2 separate regions of the Homo sapiens genome follow, and region 1 is linked to region 2. The links are chromatin loops, found by intact Hi-C in ENCODE. Cell type or tissue: ascending aorta. All regions are shown on one strand. Each heading gives the region's core, and the rest is flanking DNA. Links, peaks and the distances in the headings are about the cores only. Region 1 has its middle 13 kb from the start of LINC01847. Region 2 overlaps LINC01847 (long intergenic non-protein coding RNA 1847).

Evidence for each region. A loop is a pair of places that touch in the nucleus more often than their neighbours do. Peaks named below come from ENCODE experiments on the same cell type or tissue, not always from the same donor. Only the 100,000 strongest peaks of a DNase experiment are listed, where the experiment ranks them.
Region 1: a loop joins it to region 2, with 3 times the contacts of the local background. A loop is called at or near these places in 5 of 110 quality-filtered maps.

The regions. Positions count from the first base shown.
Region 1 is chr5:159,881,287-159,886,666 of GRCh38, reverse strand. It overlaps a transcript of ADRA1B not described here. Among named protein-coding and RNA genes, the nearest start is that of LINC01847, 13 kb to the right of the region's middle. In ascending aorta, for the core only: no CTCF peak of the experiment used is centred there; DNase peaks (open chromatin) are centred at 2,796 and 3,086; H3K27ac peaks cover 3,700 bases.
Region 2 is chr5:159,784,487-159,789,866 of GRCh38, reverse strand. All of the region lies in intron 2 of LINC01847 (long intergenic non-protein coding RNA 1847), which reads left to right. Among named protein-coding and RNA genes, the nearest start is that of LINC01847, 84 kb to the left of the region's middle. In ascending aorta, for the core only: no CTCF peak of the experiment used is centred there; DNase peaks (open chromatin) are centred at 2,316 and 2,651; H3K27ac peaks cover 5,000 bases.

The DNA of each region.
Region 1 (5,380 bases), core at 298-5,297, 97 kb before region 2:
TATGTCCCCTTGCTCATGGACAATCCAAGGCCTATGAGGTCCCTATGGCAGAGCCCCCTGTGACTCATCCTTAGCAAGAGGCAGCTTCAAGTATTTGCTTTCTTTCTAGGCCTGGAACTTCTGGGCACTGCTGAGTTGTCACCTGGCTTGGGAGACTCACTGAATCAAGATGAAATCAATTAGCATGGGAGACCTGCCAACTCATCCTCCATGCCCCCAGCAGACAGCTTAATTTCCTTGCTGGTGAGAACTCCTCATTGGCAAGGATCTTGCTCCTGTCATGGGGGATTTTCCAGGAGATTCACATGTCTCTCTTTAATGGCTACAAAAAGTCAATTAATGAGCTGAAAAGGCAGAAATGAAGAAGAAGGTGGAAGGGAGATGAGCATAGACAAACAGAGAATGTGATCAAAGATTAGAAAAAAGAGCCAGACATTTAAGGCAGACTATGGGTCCCTTGAGAAAGGATGCCTTGGTTAAAGGTGATGGCACTGGCTACACTAGCTCCTGCTCTCCAAAATCATCACCATTACTTAAGCATTGAAAGACAACTGGATGTCAGTTTTTAATCCCTGAATGATACTAACTTATTGTGCTTTTTGGAGCAAGTTTTTCCCTTTTCTGGATTGCATAGCATGGAGATTAAATGCGCAGACCCTGGAGTCAGACTGCTTAAATTTTGAATCTAGTCTCTACCATCTATGAATTGATTCTGAGAAAGTCATTTAATTTCTCTAAGACTTAGTCTTTTTCAACTGTATAATGGGGATAATAATAATATTGTTCTCAGAGGTTGTCACAACGGTTAAGTGCAACAATGCTTGTAGAGTTACAAGTACAAAGGCTGGCTCATGGTAAACACTGTCTAACTTGGGATGTTTTTCGTTGCAGCTCATCAAACCTCCAGCTCAAAGTGGCATAAAAAAGAATGTGTAATAGCTTTATTTAGAAAGAAGTTCTGGAAGAGGATGTCTTCAAGGTTGGTTAAATAAGTGCCTCAGTGGTGTCATCAAGGACCTGGGATTCCCCATATTTCTGTTTTGTGATCCTGTGCATTGGCTCCAACCTTAGGCTGATAGCAGGATGACTACATCACTTCCAGGCATCACATCTAGATGTGTTAGTGTTAGTGTCCAGAGGAAGAAGAATGATGTCTCTTCTGAGACTCTCTATTTGAAATGAAACTTTTTTTGTAGAATCCCATTAGCAAATATGTGCTTATGTCTCATTGGCCAGAATTGGGTCACATGCCTGTTGTGACCAATCACTGGTAGGCAGCATTTGACCAATAGAACTCACCCTGGAGTTGGGGGCTGCAGTCAGTTTCACCTGAGGCTACATGGAGGGAAGTTGATTGAGGTTCTATTAGGAAGGAAGAAGGCTGATATGGATGCTGGCTAGGCATCTGACAAAAATCTCCAGAAAAATAAATAAATTTCACTATTATTATTTTTATTATTACTGTTATTCTCATCACTTTCTTGTTTGGACTGCTTGCTCTCCCAGTCTCTTTCCTGTTCTGATAGTCTGTGACTCTGATCTTACTCAGCATTCTCAGTGTGGGCTGGGCTAATTTGGTCCCTGCATCTTCTGATGAGAGGGCAGCTGAAATGTACCATTTCTGCTTCCAACTTTCTTTTCCCTCTTACAAACACTTCAGGTGGAAGAGCCAAACATTCCCAGGTGTGCTGAGCTACTAAGAACCAGCCAAAGGAAATTAATTTCAAGATTCCAGCCTGTCACTCACAACAGTGAGTTGTGTAACTGAGCGGAGGAGACAGTTGATTATGTGCCAAAGCATCTGCCTTTTCAGTTGTACATATGGGAAGCCTTTCTCTATTCAAGATGGCAAGTCCATCTCAAATAGTGTTTTGCATTGCAGGGTGGTAGATCTGAACATTTCTAGTTCATTTGGCTAACTCCTCTGTGTTTTATGGTTACAGATTACATAGTTGATACATTTTTTTCAAAGAAGAACCAGTGTGGATAGATTGGTGAAAAACCACTCCCATTTTTGGAGAAACAACCTGTCTTAGTCTGTTTTGCACTGCTATAACAGAATATCACAGACTGGGTAATTTATAAAGAACAAAGATTTATTTTTTATGGTTTTGGAGGCTGGGAAGTCCAAGATCAAGGGGCCTGAATCTGGTGAGGCCCTCCTTGTTGTATTATCTCATGGTGGAAGTGGAAAGGGCAAGAGAACATACACAAGAGAGGGGAAGGGGGACAAACTCATCCAATTATCAGGAACCTGCTTCCATAATAACAAACCCACTTCCTGGATAATGGCATTAATCCTTGCATGAGGGCAGAGCCCACATGACCTAATCACCTCTTAAAAGTCCCACCTCTCAACACTGTTGCATGAGGAATTAAGTTTTCAAATTTCCAGCATATGAACTTTCAAGCCATAACACAACCCCAAACATAATAGCATGCCATTTAGGGATTGGGAAAATATTCCTCACTTACATGGGACAATCAATTATTTTTTGCATCCCAATCCTGAAGCATAGCTTAAGTCTACATCCATAATTGATTTGATTTTTTTCTTTTTAATTTATTTTTGGCTTTAGGCCATAACAAAGGCTGCTTGTGGAGACGATGCCACAGACCACTTCTCTCTGTCGCAAGTAGTCAGCTCATTCAACCACTGGCAACCCCTCATCCACTGGTCAATTGGCCTGGGTCAAGTAAAAGTGATGTGTTTGGTATTGAGGGTATATATGAGCCTATTGCCTCATAGTGTAGATAACAATTCCTTCCAACAGTCAGGTTAGACCCTGCTGTCTGATGTCATAAACTCCCAGGCAAGTGGCAGATATTCAGCACCATGGGAGTTCTCTCAAGAACCAGTCAGGAAGTCTCTGGAATCTGGCAAAGTGAATTATGGTTCATTGAGTAAGATGTTCATCACCCTCTTCTTAGAAATAAATTCCATTTGCATCATCAGGGAGTCATAGACTCTTAGAGCTTGAAGTAACTTTGGACATTATGTGTTTAAATATTTTTGCAGCCAAGTCCATGGGGAAGGCCTAATTTGTGTCCTGCTGCAGGGACTCTGACACAGAAATTCTGTTTATATGAAGTCCCTGTAGGCCTTCTAGGAGAACCAGTGGGGAACATGTTGGCACTGACTGTTGCTCTAGGCTAAATTTCTTCAACCAAAGTGGACAACAAGAGTTGCCCTTTAAGTCTTGTACTGAACTGACTCTAAGTTTGAGTCTAATTCTTGGATAGTCTGTTAGAGAAGGGGTAATTTTGGATTCAACACTTTCTGCATCTTGCCCTCTGTTTCAATCCCAAAGAAATCTCTCTGAAGTTCCTAGAAGAGGGAACATGGTAAAAAAATTACATGTGTGAGTCAAATAAAAGAATCATCGTGCCAGACTGCAAGACATTGAGAACACAGGGAAACTCTTCTTGGGAGTTTGAAAAGAGGTGGGTTTTTTGATTGTAGGAGTGGAGGCATGATAAAAACCAAGTTGGAAGGGGGAAAAAGAGAAGGAGCAAGGGCCACTTGTGAGATAGAGAGCTTGCTTGAGTGACAAGTTAAGACTTGCCTTAAGGGTAACAGTAAACATGGTGGCTTGGAAAGCCTAGAACCAGCAACTGGCACAAGAGAATGTCAGTGGCCAGTAAAGAGGTGGTCATGTGAACTGAGCTTATCCAGTCTGTCTCCCTCTCCTAGGACCTTGAATCTTGGGAAGATTGGTTGGCCTTCATTTATTCCAGCCATGGCGTCTTGATATTGTCAGTTTGGAGAGCTTCTCAGCATTCTCTCTCTCTCCCTCTCTCTCTCTTTGGTTAGAGTTGAGTTCTGTTGATTGCATTTAAATTGCCCTAACAGTTACAGGGTCCCTTTGCCAATTAACTAATTGCAAAATGAACAGACACCCAGGAGCAAGTTTGGCAATTTAGAGAGCTTGAGCCCTGAAGCCACGAGTTCATCCCTGTTCTGCAGCTTGGATATTACCAAGCACAGCTGTATGATCAGGCTATTGGGTGATGGAAACATGTCAATAGTGAATGCCTGACGCTTTGCTGCAGGTGGAAGACACAGATGGTTAGCTCTTATGACAGTTTTCCTTGTCAGAAATCATTGTTCTCTTTTTTGTCTCAATATGACCCGTGCCAGCAGAAGGAGGGCTCTGGGAGTCAGCACAGCTGGGAACCAGTACTATCTGATCGTGGGCAAGTTGCTCTACCTCTCTGCAGTCAGTTTCCTCACCTATAAACCAGTGAAACAATACATAACAACCCGACATATAAAGCTAAGAACAGCAGGATTGCACTGCTGCCAGAGGATGCTGGTGGGTGGAATCCTGTCTACTCAGGAAGGATTCCTGTACACTTTCCTGCTACCTCCTCTTTTGGTCCTTGAGGTTCTTCTGGGGAACCCTCAAGGTCTGAGGCACACCCTTTGATGACTACATGGCTAGATGATCTGTAAGGGACTTTCTAGCCTACGAGTCTATTAATTTATTTTACAAAACAGTCACATTTCCATAGTTCCTCCTCTTCATCCCCTCCCTACTGCATAAGCCTCAGCACTGCACACATACAAACTTTATGCACACAGGGAGGAAGAAAATGAGCAGTTTTTGTGTTCAGCGCTTGCAGATGGGACCTTCTGTGTTTCCAGAGATGGCTAGGATCATTGACAAGATGCTAAGGAGCCACAAATAGGTCCAGTGCAATGTCCTTCTGCAAAAGCGAAGCCTGAGCCCTTTTCGGGACACCCATGCCACTAGTCAGGCTTTCCAGGACTTCATGGCTCTGAATCAGAATTTCAGAGGTGCAAGAAGTTCTGAAAGCCTCCAGTCCCTACAGCCCATGCCCGGAAATCCTAGGATAGTATACTTCTCTGAGAGCGTCCTGACCTCTCAGATCTATTTATAATATTGGTATTTAAAGGTGTACAAGAGATGTCAGCATTTCTACTCTATTCACTCATACTCCTTCCCAAAGATTCTTCCCTCCTCTCTAAGACAGCCTTCGAATCCTTGCTAAAGAGATGCCTAATACAGCCACATTTTGTACCAGTAGATTCCTCCCCACTGCCTGACAGCCACTGCTGATAGGTCTAGGAGTGACCACTTGACCAATCAATTCCTCTCTATTGGGACACAGAGCCTCTGTCATTTAGATGCTGACAGACATGAAGCTGTGAGGGGGTATGTCTTTGGGACAGCTGCCATGTTGAGCCATGTGCAATAGAGAAAATTGGCATGCCAAGAAGAGAATGTAGTAGATACACAAAATGAAGGTAGATATAGAGAACATGGGAATGGGTAGGGGCAGAGGAGAAAAGGGCAGAGAGAGAGAGAGAGAGAGAGAGAGAGAGAGAGAGAGAGAGAGAGAACTTTCTGATATT
Region 2 (5,380 bases), core at 73-5,072:
TGGTTTTATTTTTTTCTCCAGGAAGTTAAATTAATTTTTAAAAAACAGCTCAGAGTTATTGAGCATTTTTTATGTGCCAAGAACCAAATCTCTTTATATTCATGTTGTGGTTTATTCTCACAACATCTTTATGGAGTAGTTATGTCATTATTCCCATTTTAAGGGATGAGGAAACCAAGATGAAGTAACTCATCCAAGAAGTAAAGGGACCTCTCTGAATGAAGAGCTCAAATCCACAAGTTCTACCCTCTGATACAGGGGAATAAAGTATTCCTTCCATTGTTCAGGGAAGAGGACAAAGGCAGGGGGGCCCAGAGGCATGGACAAGTTAACACATCAGCAGAATAAGGATAAGAAAGAGAGTGGGCTTTACTTTAAGGATGGGGCTTTTATGATACAATCTTACATCTCTGTTAAAACTCATAAGGATGTGGAGACTCAGAAATGCAGTTCTGGTGACTCCATGAAACAAACTGTATTTGGATGACGCCCCACTCCCCAGAGAGGTCTAAGGCTGCCCAAGGTCTTTCTTCAAGCAGTCCTTTCTCCTGTTGTCCCTGCTCCTTAGGTGAGTCTGCTGGCTCTGTGCCCACACCCAGGTCTGGGGTTTATAGCCTGGGCTGCCCTTACACCCCTGGGGAGACCTCCCATAGCCTCCTGACCCTGAACGGTGGCCCGAGGCTCCATGGACCTTTCTTTTTCAGGAGGCAGTGCTCCCTGCCAAGAAGGTGTCTGCTTTGGGCGGGAGGGGAATGAGTACAGAGACAACTTGGTTCTGTGCCCTGATCTTGGTTAGGAGAGGTCTTCAGGGGAGTTTGAGTCCCAGTGACCAGCCCCAGAAGCTTTCAGGAATTTTAGATTCTTGACTTGGCCCCAAATAACCCCCTGCTGGATCTGCTGGTGTCTCCACTGCCAAAAAGCCTAAGGAGGACATGGAAGCCTCCCCCACAGAGACCTCCCGCCCTCAGCCCTCTTGGATGTGCACACTGGAGCCTCCTTACAGGGACATGACCTTCAGATGGCGTGCCTCACTCGGGAAGGTCGACTGAGGCTGGAAGGGCAGCTCAGGGAAGACAATATCAAACTCTCAAGAGTTGATGGTTCTATTTTATACTTCAACTTTCACCCCCTTTCCTTCCTTCAACTTCTTAGTTCTTTTCTCTTCTGTCACGTGAAAGAACCAGTAAATTCTGGGTTCAAATACCAGCTCCCTTACAATCATCTTTGTGACTGTTGGAAAACTGCATAACCTCTCCCTGCCTTGGCATTTTTAAACCTGTAAATTAGGGATGATAAAATCTTTGCAGTTTTTAAGAACCACAGATAGAGTATACCAAATGCCAAATATTTAATAAACAGCAACAATGATAATAATATTTTAGTATACTACCATATGGCATGGTAAAGAAAAATTAGCTAAAGGGATTTTATTTTATCTCTAAAAATGCTGTGGACCAAGACATTTAGGAATAGGTCTTTAATCAAGGTTCAGGAGACTTAAGAATAAATAGGCATCTCAGCTGTAGAAAAATGTTACAGAGGTTGCATAAGAATCAATCCCACAGTCATGTCTCTAAGTGTCAAGATCTCTCTGCTACTCTGATCTTTCTGTCTCTCTAGGTCCCCATATACATGTCCTTGTCTCCTTTTACCTGTCACTGGACAGCATACACACACTCAGAGACTGCTCCTGCCTTGGGCCCTTCAACCCCGAAGAGAGCAGAAAAATGGATTGTAAGTTGATTGGCCAAACTCATGGGAAAGCAAGGAAACTGCTGTGATGATGGCTGGGCTTGGGGCCCCTGTCAGCAGAAGACTCTATTGGCTGATGAAGCTGATGGCAGGGCCACGTTGGAGGTACACCAGTTCCTAGGGAAGTCTGATGGCAACAGTTCCTGGCAGGTATTTTACTGTCTCAGACTAGAGCCTATTCACATGGCACTAGGCCTTCTGCTCTCCCACTAAGTGATTCTCTATGTGTCACATGCTAGCAATAGACAACTGGATCCTAAAACAGGGACATCAGAAGCTTAGCTCTGCAAACTGAGGGACTTTACGCGGTCAGAGAGGAGGGTGATAACACATCAAATATCTAATGCAGGAGACGACAAATAGGCTGCATGCTCCACACAATCAAGGCTAATTATTTGAGCACGCTTCTAGATTGGGAAGGGAAGTTAAAAAAAAAATGAAAAAGTAAGGAAAAAAAAAAGCAAGCTTCTTATCTGAAATTGCAATCCTACCCCTGAAGAAGCACACATCTGGAATTCATTCCCTGAGACAGTGAGCCATAGACCAGCTCTGTACCAGGACCCGGCCCAGCTGCCACGCGCTAGTGACTGAGCGCAGGCTGTGCTTTGCAAGGGGTTGATAGAATGTTTCTTGGATAAATATTCCTGCCAAAGTTAGTTTTTGAGCCATGGCTCGTAAATATACAGTATTCCAGGGAAAAAGTACAGAATGTCCTCCTGGGGTTGACAAGCAAATAGTTTCATAAATAACCCTTTTGACACGTGTAAGATGTTAACATTTCTGAGGTTTTGGGCAGGGGCAAATGTGGATTTGATTGCTCGATTCAGTCTGGAGCCACAACTGGACTTGGATGTTATTTCTTGGGGGCCCATGGAAATGTTTTTTTTGGCTTGCGAGCCCTTGTCCTGCTTGTCGGCCCTGAGGACAAAGGCTTCCTCTTGGAAGATTCTGGGCCAGTGCAGGGTACCGCACAGGTGAATCCGACCAGACCAGCAATCAAGGAGACTGGCAAGGGACATCCGGTAGATGCAATCCTTACTCAACAGGAGGGCAGGGCTGAGCCACAATATTGACTGTTTTAGAGGCACCGACAGTGCCCAGCCTGGGGACTGTTTTCGTAAGAGGGAGAAAGTTCCAAAGAAACCTCCTATTTTGATAGTTTTTTTTTTTCTTAACAGTAAATTTGGGGCAGAGCCTGAATGGGCTAGATCAAATACTATGTCTATAGGGATTTTAGTCCAAAGCCCAACTGCATCTTTAATCAGTTACTGGGACAGATTGGGGTTTGTCAAAAACGTGTTTCACACTGACCCTGTCATATTTCTAGAATTCTACCTTTGAAACGCATTGAGGTCCAACCTATTCACATGTAGAGTGTTATCTGGGCAAAAGAGATGAAGACATTACATTCTTGAGATCCTTGATAATCATTTATATGGCGCTTTAAAGTTTTCCTAAGCCCTCCCACATCTACAACTGCAAATGAACCCTAGAATAACACTGTGGCACCTGGTCAATAGGGCAGCTGTCACCATTCCCATTTTACAGGTGGGAAGCAGAAGTCAGGTGAGAGGAAGATAATTGGCTAAGGCTTCCTGGTAGTAAATGGAAGAACAAGGATTTGAATTGGGGCCCCTGGCCTTTTGAAGCTATGTCAACAAAAGGCTTGGTTTATCAGACAGGCTAGGAAAGCAGAGAGCAGGACCTGGAGGAAAAGAGATCTGGGATAAGAAGATTTTGAGGCAGGAACAATGAAAACAATGAGAAGAGGGCTCTGAGCATTTTGGGGACCCTGTTCCGATGGGAGGCCAACAGCATCTGATTTTTATTATGCCTTAACCAGGCGTCGGGATGATAACTAGCCACACCTGTCCTCACATGCTACCTTCCTGGGGCTGGAGCTGGTGGCAGATGCAATGTCACCATGATGTTCCCAGGTGTGAGAAGAGCCCTTGCAGGTCTCAATTACAATACATTGACAGACAGCACGGCAGCCTGATTCTGAAGATGGTTCCAAATTCACCTGTGGAGACAGGAATGTAAAAAAATTTAAAAACAGGATAAGAAGTCTCTCCACTCTCTCATTTACTAGGTATATTGTATTTCTGTAGATTAACTTAAAAGGTCTAAATCCACCTTCAGTGAAAGTTAAGATAAAAATAATGGTAATAACTGCTGTCATCTGACTGCTGAGCCATATACCGGTCCCAGAGTCCAGCCCTTAATATGTGGAAACAGTTTATTGAGTGGACTGAACTCAACAGGGACACAGACAGGAAATGGATTTCTCTTTCTCTCCAAATGCTGCACTTCCAAACACTCTGCTAACTCCCTCCAGCCCCTGGATGACTTATCGGACAGATTCATACTTTTATTTCTCATCAGTTTAGCTTAACAAGTACTGTTTTTGTTAGGAACCAAACTCGAGTCAGCTTGCCTGGCTTAGTAAAACCAGGTATCTACCCCAAGGTTTGTAGTGATGGAACAAAAGGTTTTTATTGTAGGGGACCAAGCGAGGGGGTCCAAACTGTTGAATGTTTAAATCCTGACCTACCTGATGGCTTGTAGGCAAGGATTTTTAAAGGCAGGGGTAAACTACAGGAAAGCGGAAGTCACAGTATGAATCATAAATTAATACATGAAGGTAACACATTGGACCTAAAAGGGTGAGATATGTTGAAGTAGAGCTTACAAGTCATAGGTAGATTTAAAGACTTTATGATTTGTAATTGGTTAGGGAAGAAAAACTTTGTTTAAAAATTTGAGGTCAGTGGAAGACTGTTAACTGGCTAGGGGGTGTGACTTTTTCTAAGCCCCCACCCCAGGAAGACACTTAGAATAAAGAATGCTGGTTAAAGTTTAGTCATTATTTTCTCCTTATCTGAGATCTACATGTCACTGGATCTGTTCAGTGGGGGTTGAGTTTCTGAAAGACAACTGAAGGACACATGTGAAGATATTATCTTGAGGTTCTATAGGGAAAGGAAACATCTCTTGGACTGTAACTTTCTTAGCTATTGTTTTAGGCTACTATTACTTTTGTGTTTAAGAAATTATTTCTTTCTTGGACTAGCTAGGTGCCTGGGATTTCCCCTGAAGGAAATCAGGATTTGGGATCTGCAGGCTCTTAAAAAAGGGGATCCCTATTCTGTCTTACTTTTGGCATTTATACTCAATTTCAGATGCTAAATGGTCCTTCAAGGTTATACCAGACTTCAGTCTCCCATCCTATTCAAAGTCCCCCCAACCCCAACTCAGGCTATAGGGATCTGTTGTGGGTTGGGAGGGAGCACATGGTATCTTTTTTCACTTGTACTGAACTTTCTTTCAACTCTCTGTGGCTGGCTCCTTCAGAGTCAGGGTAGGGTGGGCATTAAGGAAGAAGGGAGTCCCTTGCAAAAATGCTGGAATCAGCCATCAGTTCTACTTTGGGGCAGTTGCCCATTTGCTGGCACTCCAGGATATACTCGCAGATTCTCAAAAGCCTTGAATGAATATTCAGGGATACCTCCTGGGACACTCCTTGAAGCTGTGCCCCATTATTTTTTTTCTAATCGTTGTCATTTATTGGCTTAAAAAACAATATCCCAAAGTCTTGATTTGGGTGTGTGTCAGTGGTGGTGGGGCC